Regions from separate parts of the Homo sapiens genome. Here all the other regions are linked to region 3. Evidence: chromatin contacts called from ENCODE Hi-C or POLR2A ChIA-PET data. All regions are on one chromosome and are shown on one strand. The core of a region is the stretch at or near the end of the contact, and the rest is flanking DNA. Distances in the headings are between cores, read along the strand shown.

Region 1 (3,284 bases), core at 280-2,779, 1.4 Mb after region 3:
GTTAATCTCTTACTGTACCTAATTTGTATAAACTTTATCATAAGCGTGTGTGTATTTTTTACATATATAAAAACAATATATATAGAGTTTGGTACTGTCTACAGTTTCAAGCATCCACTAGGGATTTTGGAAACTATCTACTGAAGACGAGGGAGCAAGGGGGACTACTCTAAAAGAAACTGAGCACAATTTCCAAGATGAATACACACTCATAGTCTGGAAAAGAAACCACAAAGGATATTTGAAAACCATGTGATGTGAAACTTCAAGAGACTGCCAGTATTCATCTGGAACAAAACTTGTCTGCACTAAAAAGCAGTTTAATATTCGTAAAGCTATGGTAAACAAGAGCAGATAAATATTTTCTCCAAGAAGATCTGAAAAACAGAACAAAACAGGTAATAGTGGCACAAAAGTCAGGCAGTTCCACTTGCAAAACTTAAAATCTGCTGCTCTGGTTGGCTCCTTGTAAGGCACAGTAGTGACCTCTGGTCCCTCCACACCATTCTTAAAGCCAACTTGGTTGGTTATACAAGCACCACAGCGTCATCACTGGGTGACTGCCACTCTTTTAGTTTAACCAACTTTTCTTGCAACTTATTGTGTAAAGATAATATTAAAATAAATACAAAAAAAAAAGAGTGGGTTAACTAAGGCCTTAGGCTAATTAATTAGGTCATACTATGTGTGTATCTAATGAAAGAAACCAGCTAACAAATTACTAATTTGGGAAGCAGCCCTTTGTATATGTGCAATATAAAATGGTCCTCTGTACATATATATTGATGATTACTATTATATATGCCAGGCACTGTGTTAATTTCTTCACATGCATCTCACTTAATCCTCCAAACAATATTATGGGATAGGTATTATTAGCCCCATTTTACAGACGAGCAAATTGAGGCCCAGAAATTAAACTGCCTTGTCCAAATAAAGTTGTAAATTACTTATCAGGATTCAAACCCGGGTCTGTGTGATGTCTCCAAAGTCCTGCTCTTGACCACAAATGGACAGCCTGTCGGCCAAATACAGAGTATTTTTTAAAAAATTGAATTTAGTTGCCAACATTTAAAAATCAGAATTTATATTAAAATCTGTGTTTCCAGCATTTCCCAGCATTTCAAAACTCAAGATCTGGCAACACAGAGCTCAACGGGCAACTGGCTGGTAATGAAATGGAGGGGGTTCCTTTTAGATGGGGGTAGGAGCTCTCCAGACAGTGTCCCCTCACTCACCCCCGCGGCGCCTGGCGCTCTTCTCCTGGGTGTTGAAGTACAAGGTAGACTTTCTCTTTCGCAGCTTTATCTTGCCGTGGGAGCGGTTCTGGAGACCATGCAAAGTGAGGCTGGCATCTCCGCCCCCCGGCTCCATTCCGCACTTGCTTAGGGGCCTCCTCATCCCTGGCCGCCACCTTCCTAAGGCGGAAGAAAGCTGCAGTAGCGCGCTGCTCGTCCATCCATTAAGTTTGGCCTTTGAGAGCAGTCGTCGCTCGCAAGCCCGGAAGTAACCGGGAACGGGCAACTTCGTAGCTCCCACCCGACGTGGTGGCCTCCTTGCGGTTTCCTTTCGCCGTTTCCGAACCGAGGGATTGCTACTCGCCTTTGGCTTGGCGGTCTCTGTGCTCGGGGGTCCGAAAACTGCTGGAAGGCCCCCGGTCTCTGGAGGGGAGCAGGCGGTAGCGAGTTTAGTGACGTGGAGCAGGCGCAGAACAGTCGGAGGTACCTGAGTGGTTATTAAAAACGGTAACGGTAATTGTAGACGTCAGTGTTGGTGTTAACATTTCAGGTTCGTTGCTCTCACAAAAAATGCCTGTTCAACGAGGTAGGCAGGGTAGGGATGATTTAGCTTGTTGTACAGATGTGGAAACAGGCCGAATGGTTCCTATTTTTTTTGTTGTTGTTGCTGTTGTTAGGTTTTTTTTTTGTTTTTGTTTTTGTTTTTTTTTTTGAGACGGAGTTTCGCTCTTGTAGTCCAGGCTGGAGTGCAGTGGCGCAATCTGGGCTCACTGCAACTTCTGCCTCCCGGGTTCCAGTGATTTTCCTGCCTCAGCTCCCAAGTAGCTGGGACTACAGGCGCGCCACCACGCCTGGCCAATTTTTGTGTTTTTTTGTAGAGACGGGGTTTCACCATATTGGCCTGGCTGGTCTGGAACTCCTGACCTCGTGATCCGCCCGCCTCGGCCTCCCAAAGTGTTGGGATTACAGGCGTGAGCCACCGCGTGCGGCCCACTCCTCTTGTTAAAAGTAAAACCAGGCCGGGCGCGGTGGCTCACGCCTGTATTCCCAGTACTTTGGGAGGCCAAGACGGGCGGATCAGGAGGTCAGAGGATCGAGACCATCCTGGCTAACACGGTGAAACCCCGTCTCTACAAAAAATACAAAAAATTAGCCGGGTGTGGTGACACGCGCCTGTAGTCCCAGCTTCTCGGGAGGCTGAGGTAGGAGAATGGCGTTAACCGAGGAGGCGGAGCTTGCAGTGAGCCGAGATTGCGCCATTGCACTCCAGCCTGGGCGACAGAGCGAGACTCCGTCTCAAAAAAAAAAAAAAAAAGAAAAAGTATGCATTTAAAACCATTGAGAACATTCTGTAATAGAAAAGGTTTTAGTTTTGTCTTATACCCTTCCCTAATTCACTTCCTGTACTCCTTATGTATTTATATTCTTGTTTTAATTAGTAACATATTATAAAAATATTGTTCACTCCAGTGCAAAGTAGTGACATAACATCTTTTAAAAGGACATTGTACTAAGTGATGGCTTTGCTTTCCATTTTTGTATGCAGATTTGAAGAGATTTCCTGGGTGTGGAGTGTGACTTTCCAAAACCAGCTTTTCCTTGAGCTGTATTTGTTGCAGCAATGTTTAGGAGATTGACTTTTGCACAACTGCTTTTTGCCACTGTCCTTGGAATTGCTGGAGGAGTATATATTTTTCAACCAGTATTTGAACAGTATGCCAAAGATCAGAAGGAATTAAAAGAAAAGATGCAGTTGGTACAAGAATCAGAAGAGAAGAAAAGTTAATACTACATGGAGTTAGGCCTGGCGCAGTGGCTCACGCCTGTAATCCCAGCACTTTGGGAGGCCGAGGCGGGTGGATCAGGTGGTCAGGAGTTCAAGACCAGCCTGACCAACATGGTGAAACCCTGTCTCTACTGAAAATACAAAAATCAGCCAGGCTTGGTGGCATGCGCCTGTAATCCCAGCTACTTGGGAGGCTGAGGCAGGAGCATCACTTGAACCTGGGAGGCAGAGGTGGCAGTGAGTCAAGATCACGCTGCTGC
Region 2 (3,236 bases), core at 737-3,236, 1.3 Mb after region 3:
ATAGTGTTTCTCCATGTTGGTCAGGCTGGTCTCGAACTCTTGAACTCAGGCGATTCGCCTGCCTCGGCCTCCCAGAGTACTGGGCCTTAAATGCTGGAATTATAGGCATGAGCCACCGCGCCCAGCTGAGAACTCTTCTTGTTATCAAATGACCCTCTTTACTACTGGTTCTAGAATTTCGTTCAGCTTTGGCTCAAAACATAATGCAGAAAACGAAATCTAGTAAAAACAGAAGACAAATTAGCTGATAAACTTTGTTGGCATAATTAGTACCATAAAATCTGGAAAAGCTAAATCTTAAATTAAAAATTTTTTAGATTTCCAGGATAATTCACAAATGTTTATAGATTCAGAAACAAAAGGTCCATTGCTTTATACTTTACATCATAGACAACCACTGCAGTTTTCTAATATGGGTTTCACCTTCTTCAAACCTGATATTCTTAAAATGTGGAGTTCAAACTGACTATAGTTAAGAACGAAACAAATAGCCAATACAAAGAATAATAAAAGGATGAGTTCAAATTATCTGCCACATGTCATCAACTTTTATTAAATGATAAAAAGGTTAATTAAAATTGTAAATGATTTTTCAGAAGAAATTACATCTTAAAATTGGCCTGTGAAAGTGGCTTGAAAGGTATAAAAATCTACCAGTAGCTGGTATTAGCTTTCTTAGTAATTTAATTTTCAGTTAGAGAAAGCCAGACCACTTTGACCTTTCGAAGTCCTTTGGTATAGATACATATACATTTAAAAAGATAAATGAAAACAAGCCATTGATTAATAATGCCCATCGCAGAAGCTGTAATTATAAAATTAAGATTTTTTGATGTCACTGTTGATGTTGAATATAGTTAATAGAAAAGCAAAAATAAAAAATAAAAAAGGTCTAATTTTGAGGCACTCTTTTGTCTCTGCTCAGGTCCACCGTCTTCCTTGCTAATGTTTACGTTTATTATTAATTTTTCCATTTATTTATTTACTTTTACCACAATTAGGGGACAGAGAATGAAACCTAAACTTTTTATTGCTTCTGTAAAGAGTGAATATAAATGTAAGATTTTTTTTTTTTGAGACGGAGTTTTGCTCTTGTTGCCCAGGCTGCAGTTCAGTGGCGCAATCTCGGCTCACTGCAACCTCTGCCTCCCAGGTTCAAGCAATTCTGCTGTCTCAGCCTCCCAAGTAGCTGGGATTACAGGCCCGCGCCACCTCTCCTGGCTAATTTTTTGTATTTAGTAGAGACGGAGTTTCACCATGTAGGTCAGGCTGGTCTCGAACTCCTGACCTCAGGTGATCCACCCGCTTCGGCCTCCCAAATTGCTGGGATTACAGGCGTTGAGCCCCGGCGCCCGGCCACCAAATCCTTTTTCAAAACAACTCCCTTCTTTGACACAGTGCAATTTAAATAAGTATACAATTAACAAAGTACGTTTTTCTTGTTCAAAACCATCACTGAACAGTTTGCAACAGTAGGGTATGAATGCATACAATCTCGATGGTCTTTACACCTTCAGAGGCTATTCGGACTTAAGGAAACGTGCATTTACAAGTGTAAATGTAAAAGCTCAGTAGTTGCCTTGTAAAGTGCTTTTCGGGGTTGTGGGGTTGGGGGTGGTAGGAGTAGGTGGTGCCTCAAATTATACTAGCGAATACCAACATTCCCAAACATCTAGCCCTCTGCCTAAACTCACCCGGTTGCGGTCTGTCATTTTCGCTCTTCTTTGTTAATTTTTTCGGCAAAGTCAGTTTTCATGCAGCAGATGGCAAGAAAGCCGGTGAACGCCTAGGGACGTGGCCTTTTAACCGCACCCAATTAAAGCAGCAAACAGAAGATGAATAGCTGGGTGGATCAGTATGTGTAAACCTATCCGTTTAATCCGGGGAGCTGTTTTCCCGGGTGAAACCACGAATTCTTTCTGGAGGTTGCAACTCGTAACCATAGCAACTGGAAGTGGTCGCCGGCTCCCGGATGTTGTGGGGATCTGCGGCCGCCTGGCCCAGCTTCCCGCAGCCGCCCGGCGGCGGCCTGCGCTCCACTTCGGGAGTGGTAGTTCTTCTCTTCACCGCTGCCGGGCAGGAGGCGCAGGCGGGACTACGCGTCACGGCATGCACTGCGGCGCCCAGCCGGTCACCGCCTGCCGGCTGCAGACGCCTGCGAGCAGGTTGTTTTTATAAGAGGCGTCATTGGCGCCCGAGCTGTGACCGCCGCCACTGGGGCAGCCAGCACAATCGGGCGGAGGTGGCGCTGCCCCTTCAGGTACTGTACTAGGCGGGCTTAGACCCCGGGAGGGGGTTTGTGCCGACTGTCTGAGTCCCTGGCCGACACGCTCGGCTCAGTAGAGGAGCAGTGGCGGGGTCCGCCTCCTAGGCTGGGGCTGCTCGGGCGGGGACTTGACGCCTGGTGTCAGCGGCCGCACGGGCGACCTCCTCGGGCCGTGCGCGAGTGCACAGCTCCGGAGGCCCGAGCCGACCCTGGGGCGTCCGGTCCGGTGGTCTTGCAGCCTCCAAACCCCGAGTGCTATACCGAACTGCGCGCCAAGGGTGGGAGAGCTGACGGCCTGGGCCACCCTTCTTCCTTCACTGGGCAGGCTTTGAGGTGCTTGTCGGTCTGGACTGATGAAAATCCATATGGTAAGATGTTATGTGCGTCACCCTGCCGGGTTTAATGCCAGCCTGTCTTTTGATGACATTTGAGCCCCCGTGATGTCAGGAATAGAAAGATTAAATATTAAATAATGCCCGGAGACTTCCGCTAGCACGCCAGCCTGATGATGATCAAATACCTCTCCATATCCTTCTCCAGTTCCAGTGGCCTCCTTTAGCTTTGGTCTCCCTAATCGATTTGTCCTCATTAGCAGCTGTCCCATGCAGTGCCTTGTACGCGTTGTTTATGTTTAGCACTATTGGGAGCGCCAAGTAAGGTATTTTATTGAGTGGTGAAGTTTGCACTGTTCTGCTCTACTTTTATTGAAAAACACAGTTGGGCATTCTTGTAGTTAGAATAGCTAACTATATAGTACTATGAATTTTAGATTTGTCTCCTCCAATCTACAGGATAGTGCTTGAAATATCGCTATTACTGCATCGTATCTTTTAAGATTAGAATCATATTGGGTCCCACACGTCTCAGGGGATATTTATCACACACATCCAGTGTGAATGGTTTACTTTTATTTTCTGAGTTCAGGTCATATAGCAGAAGATGGAGATGGTGAGGGTATTATTTTAATTCA
Region 3 (3,190 bases), core at 405-2,904:
CATTTGAAAAACGATGTCTTAAGAATGTTCCAAGATTTTGGAATTTTTAAACTTTCCATGTTTGCTGTTTTGACTATTTTCTGTCTTTTCCTGTAAGGTTTATTTTTCAGGGCCAGCAGAAAAGGGAAAGCTGGGTAGATGATCCCAGGCCCATGTGGGAGAAGGATAGGTCATGGTTACCTCCAAGTACACCAGATCTGTAGGAGTGATCCAGGTGGTCTTTGGGGAAGATTAATTTGGGGGCAGTAATCAATATGGAGACTACAGTAATGATAAACACTTGAGAAAAACTGGGGAAAGCCAGATGAGAGAGAAGAAACTGAATTCGAATAGGAAGATGAATTAGCAAGATTCAGTGATTGAACAGGGTGTCTGTTATGGATCCTAACAGGCAAGATTTCAAGTCTTGGTCACTCACAAGCTGCACCAGTAATGCCATTGCTCTTGAGAAGACAATCAGTTTAGGAAACTTTCCTTACAGATCAGAATACAACCTTTAGCAAGTATTTACGCAAGCAGTATCTTGGCAAGTGTTCTTCTTGTAAATTTCTTATACTTCTCGTTGTCAAACTTTAAAAAATGCTATTACAGGTTAATATGCAGATGGCAGAGTTAGGAATTAGAGTGTGCAAGTTAATCATTCTAATTGGGTCACTCTTGTCATAGCCAACTAAAAGAATGGAGAAGCCAGTGCTGGGGGAAGCCCTCAGGGCACATAACATTGCTCTAAGAATGGAATTCTCAGCAAGCCTGGCTGCTGAAACCGCCTGCTGTAACCTGAAACAGGTTTTATCTTCAGGTTTTAGCTTCTCAAAGAACCTGCTGCAGCTGTAGGGCAAGCTTTACCAAGCCCCTTCCCTCACCAGTCAGAACTAACCAGCTACCCAAAACTTTACTAAATGTCAACGAACTTTCTAGAAAAACAATAGATAACTTTTTTTAAAAAATAAAACCCCCTAACTCCTCTTTGTTCTTCTGACATACTGAAGACCACCCTGTATGTGTAAATAACCTGAACTTGCAATTCCTGTGTCCCAAATAAAACGCTAAATGTACAGATTCGTCTCTTCGTATTTGACCTCGACAGGGAACGCAAGCAAAACCACACATTTAAAACAGACTTGGTAAAATCAGCTCGTTATTTAAAGAAACGGACGATTCCTTTTTCTCTCCTGGTTTAGTCTTCGACCCACAGGCCCCTTGCTTCTTTCGAACGGCGGCTGTATCCCATGACCTTTTCACTTTCCAAGCCAACGGACTGGGGGTCGTTACACACGCGGAGGGCCCGGAACGCACGGCTCCTCGCCTGCAAATTCCGAGCAGTCCGGATTTTGGGGCTGCCTCCCGGCCACACCAGCCAGCAGCTCGCACCCACATGGAGGCAGGGCCCTGGCCCTCGCCCCGGACCGGCGCGTGGCGGGGCGCGTGGGTCTTCGAGGGCCCGCGACGCGGCGCACATGCCGGTGCCCGCCTCCCGCGTCGGCGAGAAGACAGGGAGCTCGGACACGGGGAGGCTGACCCGGAGCCTACCCATGAGGCAGCGCGCCGGCTGCACGAGAGCCCCCCCCTTTCCACGGCTCGGCTGCCAGCTCCGCAATGGGAGCCGCCGCCGTCGCCGCAGTGTAGTTTTTCGTGCTCCTCCTTTTCCTCCTCCTCTTTCTCCTCCTCCTCAGGGCTCCAGTCAGGCCGATCCGCTCCGCTCACGGTAAGCGCCCCCCCGCCCCCGCCCGCCCTGCGCTGCAGCAGGCAGAGGCCCTCCCGCGCGGCCTGCGCCGCCTCACTCCGGGGGCGCTGGACTGGGGGTCTTGAGGCCGGCGCGGGTCGTCGGGAGCGCCCAGAGCGCGGGGGAGGAGACCGGCTGCGCGGCGGCGGCCGGACCGCCATCTTGCGTCGGCCCAGGCGGGGGAGGAGGTATCCCGGCGCGACGCGGCAGCCGCCTCGGCTGCTGCAGGCCTGGGCCGCGCAGGCCTTCGCCTTCTGCTCCTCCGCCACCTCCTCTCCCAGGCGTGTGCGCCTGTTTGTCCCCAGCCTGGTTTTGGCTTTTCTCTCTGGAGGCAACTCCCTTTGGTACATTTTGTGCCGATGTTTGGCCAAGACCCATGGTCCTCACACCACAGCCCACCCCCGTGTCTCTTCAGTCGTAGGAAAGGAGACCAAAGGGGATTCGGGATTTGCAGGCACAGGGCCCCTCATTTTGCCCAGATGACCGGTCGTTCCACGTTTGCACCCTCATTTTTGTCAAAGAGACCTCCCCTCCTCTGCCATAGAATTCCCGTTATTGTCTACAGAAGAAGGGCCCTGAGGAGAAACGTGGAGTTGGAGACAAAATTTTCTGAGCTTTGCAAGGTTCACTTACTGAGACGGAAAGAATGATCTCACTCTGAGGTTTTAGCCTGCTCCAGCGATGGAAGGAATTCCTCCCAACTTATCGCAAGTTTTAACGCTTTTAAGGAGAAATCTGCTGGAGAGGAAAAACGTCAAGGTGAACCCGCTTCTGCAAGCACGGGAGACCTTTGGCCAAAGGCCTTTGTTTGCGAAGATTTGTTAAAAAAAAAAAAATCTGTCATCTTAAATATTTGGCTTTATTTTCAGGTTTGGACAGAATTTGTCTTTTTTAGTGCCATGAAACATAAAATGGAACGCTAGAAGGACAGTTTTAAAGCACAAAAGCTGCCTCTTAGCATCTGTAAGGTGTCCTGCTTTGGGGGACTGCTGTGCCAACTCCAGCTGTCTCCACGCAGAAACTTAACCAGGGAAGGCACTGGTTTGCTTATACCATTGTTAGGGCTGTGTGCCTCTGATGTTTTAACATCACTACAAATACTGTTGTAATTGTGTCTTGCTTTTGTGCCTTTCATTGATAACCCCTGATTTGTATCTCTTAGCCCCTTTTGAAGTGGTCTGGGTTGCTGGAATCATTTTGCAGGCGAGGAAACAGAGCCTCAGGGAGAGGACTTTAATGAGGTCACTGACTAGGAAGAGCCAAGGCCAATTATATTAATAGAACCTTAGGTCTTCTGACTCCTTCTCCGGTGCTCAACTCTAGTATATACCATTTTTGTGGGAATGAGGTAGATGAGAATAGGCAAGGAGGCTCACTTAAAGATTTTAAGAAACATTACTCAGTTGCCCTTTCGTTGATATTTTTATACTTTACTTTTGAAATGCGGTTGTTATGTTGCCCAGGCTG

The links. A loop is a pair of places that touch in the nucleus more often than their neighbours do. ChIA-PET counts read pairs that join two places held with the same protein, here RNA polymerase II (POLR2A). Pooled maps may share reads with other maps.
Region 1: a loop to region 3 is called in a pooled map, with 8 times the contacts of the local background. The contact joins the promoter of PIGBOS1 here to the promoter of ZNF280D in region 3. A Hi-C loop is called at or near these places in 6 of 50 pooled maps. POLR2A ChIA-PET finds 5 or more read pairs at or near these places in 2 of 52 experiments (AG04450 and MCF 10A).
Region 2: a loop to region 3 is called in a map of CD8-positive, alpha-beta T cell, with 16 times the contacts of the local background. The contact joins the promoter of PIERCE2 here to the promoter of ZNF280D in region 3. A Hi-C loop is called at or near these places in 2 of 168 maps with a recorded cell type or tissue (CD4-positive, alpha-beta memory T cell and CD8-positive, alpha-beta T cell) and 9 of 50 pooled maps.

Annotation. Positions count from the first base shown.
Region 1 is chr15:55,317,368-55,320,651 of GRCh38, reverse strand. It overlaps PIGBOS1 (PIGB opposite strand 1), which reads left to right and starts at 1,529. Exons shown (of 2, transcript NM_001308421.2): 1 at 1,529-1,788; 2 at 2,785-3,284. The coding sequence starts at 2,860. The coding sequence ends at 3,024. PIGB (phosphatidylinositol glycan anchor biosynthesis class B) reads right to left here and starts at 1,430. Exons shown (of 12, transcript NM_004855.5): 1 at 1,239-1,430; 2 at 242-377. The coding sequence starts at 1,401. It also overlaps a transcript of RAB27A not described here. RefSeq lists enhancers at 1,171-1,250, 1,321-1,400, 1,461-1,550, 1,601-1,670.
Region 2 is chr15:55,407,245-55,410,480 of GRCh38, reverse strand. PIERCE2 (piercer of microtubule wall 2) reads right to left here and starts at 1,986. Exons shown (of 2, transcript NM_001198784.2): 1 at 1,695-1,986. The coding sequence starts at 1,712. CCPG1 (cell cycle progression 1) reads left to right here and starts at 2,122. Exons shown (of 9, transcript NM_001204450.2): 1 at 2,122-2,260. The region is part of intron 8 of DNAAF4-CCPG1 (DNAAF4-CCPG1 readthrough (NMD candidate)); the gene reads left to right. RefSeq lists enhancers at 1,743-1,942, 1,993-2,262, 2,623-2,902.
Region 3 is chr15:56,731,973-56,735,162 of GRCh38, reverse strand. It overlaps ZNF280D (zinc finger protein 280D), which reads left to right and starts at 1,654. Exons shown (of 22, transcript NM_017661.4): 1 at 1,654-1,705. RefSeq lists a silencer at 1,635-1,904.